Linked DNA regions of Mus musculus: region 1 is linked to region 2. A link is a loop called in an ENCODE intact Hi-C map of the cell type or tissue named here. Cell type or tissue: gastrocnemius. All regions are shown on one strand. Region 1 overlaps Ppa2 (pyrophosphatase (inorganic) 2). Region 2 has its middle 200 kb from the start of Tacr3.

Region 1 (2,500 bases), 1.3 Mb after region 2:
GAGAGACCCTGAGCTAAAAGATGTCATCGAAGGTCAGAGGCACCATGCATCATGACACAGTTAGTTCAGCCAGGTAACTTGTCTGAGGTTAGAAAGCCTGAACTGAAACCCAAAGGCCTTGCTTGCTGGCCTGCACCTGTCACCACAGCATAGAAGAAGCTTCTAGAAGCTTCAGGAACCACCCTATAGGGTACTTCCCTGGCTGAACGCCATGAAACTCCAGAGCTACGGGGACAGTGGCTCTCGGCCTTCCTAAGCCTGTGACACTTTGATACAGTTCCTCATGTGGTCGTGACCCCCAACCATAAAACTATTTCCAGTGCTACTTCAGAACTGTAACTTTGCTACTGTTATGAATAATAATGTAAATATCTGATATGCAGCCCCAATGAAAGGGCCACTAGGGTCACAATCCACAGGTTGAGAAACACTGCAAGAGGCTGTTAACAATGTTCTAAGAAGTGAGTCGCATGGCTCAAACGTTTGGGACATGTTGCCTTATGTCCGAACTCTTCAGAACTTTAATGTGTACATTATTATTCTCCAAGATGGCAGTAAAATGAAATGTTTTAGTTAAGCCACAAAACCCTAAGTTTGAAGGCAAAACTAATGCGTAAAATGGACGCAAGTGTTCAAGAAAGCACAGTTTGGGTTACCGGGTCCAAGCCTCTCGCTCCACGATTTATAAAATGACGTCAAGAAATGTAAAGGGCAGAGACAAGGGTTCAGCAAGTCACTAAGCAAGGCCACGGGGCAGAGAGGCGTGGCAGTCCCCGACTCGCTTTCCCGGCATCACCCAGTTTCGTGTCTCTACATTTCTACATATTCCAATTTTTAAAAAGCATTTCATCAGCCAATTATTCTTATTAATTTGGAGGAAAAAAATTGAAGCTCAAAAATGCTCCGTCTGCAACTGTATCAATATCTCAGAGACTTGGAATATGTGTAAAATACGGGCTATGTTTCCATTGCTGAACGATGACTTTCATCCCTAACTCTGGCTTTTCTTCAGTTGAAACAGAACACCCTTGAATTGCTCATAGGCACCAGCACCAAATGCATCCAGGTTGGGTCCTTTTTTATATAATTTTATTTATTTATTTATTTTGATATTACAGTGAGTTACTGTAATGAGTAAACGAAACTAGGAGTTAGCATTTGCATCTCCTGTCCCCCTTCAACCTCTCCTTCAGTGACTGTGACTGTCTGGATTAAAAGTTCCTCATCTCCTCTTCCCCAGCTCACCCTCAAGTAGATTGACTGCCTTTTCAGCCGCCCCTTTCAGCAGTCCCGGGCCACTGGTGCCCTCTGGTGGTAGGTACAGGAATTGTCTAACTCCACTTTCCAGTAAGAAGCCATTTGAACCCTTTCCCCAGATAGCGCCCAATTTTATTCGGATTTTTGCCATTTGCTGCAGTAAAACATTTTGTCTGTTTTTCCCTTCTGTTCCGCCCTACTCACTCTATTAAATAAAAAATAATTTTTACTTATGACATCCTAGTTTCACAATAATCTTATGTATATTTGATGCTAAAAACAAAAACCAAAAAAACCGAATTACAGGGTAGCCTCAGAGATGCTGTCACAGATCTTGTCCAACACAGAGTACTTGAATTTCTACTATGAATGCATTCAATGCCTTGAAGGAATACTAGTGCTGCTAGGACCTTGAGAGGATTGGAACAAGGTGCGCTGCTTCCTCCTAAGACAGAACTGCCCCCAGCAGCACACAGCAGAACCAGGATTAACACCCAGGCCTCCCCACCCCAAATGCAGTGCTTGGCCAACTGTGCAGTAGATTGCAGGCCCTCAAACAGCTTTTCTCTGCCTTTTTTACATTCTCCACTATCAGTTATCTTTTTTTTTATTTTTGAGGGCAAGGCATGGAGCTGTACTTCAACCCCTGCTTGCTCAGCACACTTTTTGTAGACTGCGCCCTGACCTAGGTAGGTTGTATCTCATTATAGCAGTAGTTTCAGGTTAAGCTGTACCCTGAGAAACTCCATTCTACAAGCAGAATTTGACTCCCTTTTAAGTCCAAATGCGGGGAGGCAAGAGGACTCTGCACCTTGGTGAGCAATTAAACAACCAGCTTAATAACCTGCATTTGCTCTCCAGGACCCACATGTGTTACTGGCATGTGCATGTATGCATACACACACATATGTGTAGCTGGCACATGCATGCATGGACACACACATGTGTAGCTGGCATATGCATGCATGGACACACATGTGTAGCTGGCACGGGCATGCAGGCATACACACACATGTGTGGCTGGCATGTGCATGCAGGCATACACACATGTGTAGTTGGCATGTGCATGCATGGACACACATGTGTAGCTGGCATGTGCATGAATGCACACACAAACACACACAAGTGCTACAACATCCTCCCATGGATGCCATAAAGAAAAGCCTGTTTGCAGAAGGTGTGGGGAGCCCCACACTGGGAACCATAGACACTGTATTTCTGCATTGGGGTTTCTAGTCCCATT
Region 2 (2,500 bases):
ACATGCCACATATAATACACTCACATACAACATACATGCATATCACATAATACGCCACACATACCACACATGTATACACACCATAGATACTACATACCATATAACACCTATACATTCACCACAAACAACACATTTAAACCATTCACACACACAACACACCATGTACACACACATACCACCCACATAACACATATACATACTCCACATTCACACATCACACAGACACAGCACACATGTCTTGCATACCCTACATAACACACACGCACACACATCTACTGCATTCAAAGGCTGTTTATTTTCACTTTTCCTTTCCCATGAACAAAGTGTCAGCCGCAGCAGAACTTACACAGATGGACGGAGAAGAAAGTCCTTACAACAAAGGTTAGCATGCTGCAGGGTTAAAAACCTCATTTTAATAGAGAAGAAAACCAACCAGCCAGAGTTTTTCACATTTCTCATCTGTGCTATTTGATGGTTGGGTAGTAAAATCATTAAATATTAGTGGACTCTGTCAAATTAGAGAACTAAGATAGCTATTTTCATAGATCAAACTGTATTTTTTTAGATCAAAGAAATGGCTTTTATTTTCTTGAGTTTTTGGTAGCGATTTGATTTTTTAAAACATTCTTGGGATTATGGTAATTACGTCATTTTCCTCCCTCGTCTGCCCAAACATGACCTGAGCGCTGACAACAGAAATCCACACCCTAAGTGGAAGGAATCGACACCCAGTGTGGAAGAATCACCCTACACTCAAGGAGACTCAACCCGAGACAAAGAACTGCAAGCAACCACCGAATGCTGACAGCGGGAGAAAGTGTTCCCCTGGGAAGAGCTCAGAATTGTAAAAGGCAACTTTTCAGAAAACAAAGTTAAAGATATCTTGCCTGGGTTCCCTTTCAAACTTCCATGATGCCCGGGTGTTGTTTCCTTCATTTTCTTATTTGCAGAAATTATTACTGAGAAGCATTCCATGTGGAATAAAGATTGAGTAGCTTTCAGTCTTGTAAGTCAAAAACATCTGGAATTACTCAGCCATTAATAAAAATTGCCAGCGCAGTTCAGAAATAAAAGCAGCACTAGGTGGCACTGGAAGATCGCGGCTCCGTGGCACTCGTTGCTCTTCGTTTTCTCCTATAATTCTCAAGGGGAAGAAGAGGAGCTATGGGGGGAAATCATGGCTACAGAGGTAAATATTAATTCATTTGCCTGCTTTTCCTGGAAGCTATTCCAGAATGTGTTCGTGAAAGCAAATGGCCAATTTACTAGAAGCTTCAGCACAAGGCCCATTAACCATCCCGTTTAGATATAATCAAAGACAGATAAAGGGATTTGCACCCTTGCTTCTGTGGGGGCTTCTGCTGTTCCATTTGCTGAGACTGATGACAGGGACATAGTGTTTAGCTACAGCTATAAAGATACGGATGGCCTCGTTCATAGGTAAATAATCAGTCATCACTTAAGAGATACACAGTTTCTTTCTTTTTTCCTAGCAGAGCAAACACAAAGGGTTGTTCTTTCTCTCTCTCTCTCTCTCTCTCTCTCTCTCTCTCTCTCTCTCTCTCTCTCTCTCTCTCTCTCTCTCTCTCTCTCTCTCTCCCTCTCCCTGAAATGGCATATATTCTAAGTCAGTGGAGTTATTTATTTTTCATTTTGCAATTCCTTCACACTAAGGGTCAGCTTGACTAACCCGCAGCAATGACTCATCTTTTATAGTTGAGGCGTTTGAACGGAAGTCCAGCCCTGCTTCTCCCCACACCCACCCTAATCTTCTTTCATGCGACCATGAAGCCAGCCTTTAAATCCAGCAGAAGATGTTTCTGTCATGCTCTCAAGCTATAAAATCCATTTCCAGGTCTGGAAGACGGGAATGATATGTGGATATTTGTTTAAAAAAAAAATCACGGTTTGTCTGTCCTCCTAGCTAGGTAATGTGAAAGGTCTTTAAATTCAAAATATTTCGAAACATACATCATTTCTTCAATGTCTTCTTCTCAATGGTAAAATGTTATTTTAAAATGGTCACTTTCTGAAGATTTTTTTTTTTTGTTGAATACGGAATTAGAATTCATTTTATCTCTTAAAAATCAGAATGTAATATATATTGATCATATTTTTCCCATCCCCCAACTCTTCCCAGATTCCCCACCATCATCCAACTTTATGTTCTTTTTCCTTTCTTAAAAAACAAAAATATAAAACAGTAAAAAGTACACACACACACACACACACACAAACACACACGGGGGGGGGGATCTTGTCCATCTTGTATTGAAAGCCTTTTAGAAGAATTTTTAAAATATATTTCTTGAAATTTTCACTTTTGTGTATACAATGGATTTGATAACACCACCTCTCTCCCCTCCTTTAATTTTACATATTTAATAGCTCATAGAAATTGTGTGGCATATTTGTGGTTTTGTCAGCCACAGGATCCATTTCTCTCCTAGTGTTTTATTCTTTCCTTTAGCAGAGACCTGGATTGGAGCAGGCCTATTTA

What was found. Hi-C counts contacts between places; a loop is a spot of excess contacts. Peaks named below come from ENCODE experiments on the same cell type or tissue, not always from the same donor. Only the 100,000 strongest peaks of a DNase experiment are listed, where the experiment ranks them.
Region 1: a loop joins it to region 2, with 4 times the contacts of the local background. A loop is called at or near these places in 12 of 42 quality-filtered maps.

The regions. Positions count from the first base shown.
Region 1 is chr3:133,313,469-133,315,968 of GRCm38, reverse strand. The region is part of intron 1 of Ppa2 (pyrophosphatase (inorganic) 2); the gene reads right to left. Among named protein-coding and RNA genes, the nearest start is that of Ppa2, 4.6 kb to the right of the region's middle. In gastrocnemius, a CTCF peak has its summit at 1,306 (motif pointing left); a DNase peak (open chromatin) is centred at 1,305.
Region 2 is chr3:134,628,591-134,631,090 of GRCm38, reverse strand. No RefSeq gene overlaps it. Among named protein-coding and RNA genes, the nearest start is that of Tacr3, 200 kb to the left of the region's middle. In gastrocnemius, a CTCF peak has its summit at 1,065 (motif pointing right); a DNase peak (open chromatin) is centred at 1,106; H3K4me3 peaks cover 1,223 bases; H3K27ac peaks cover 665 bases.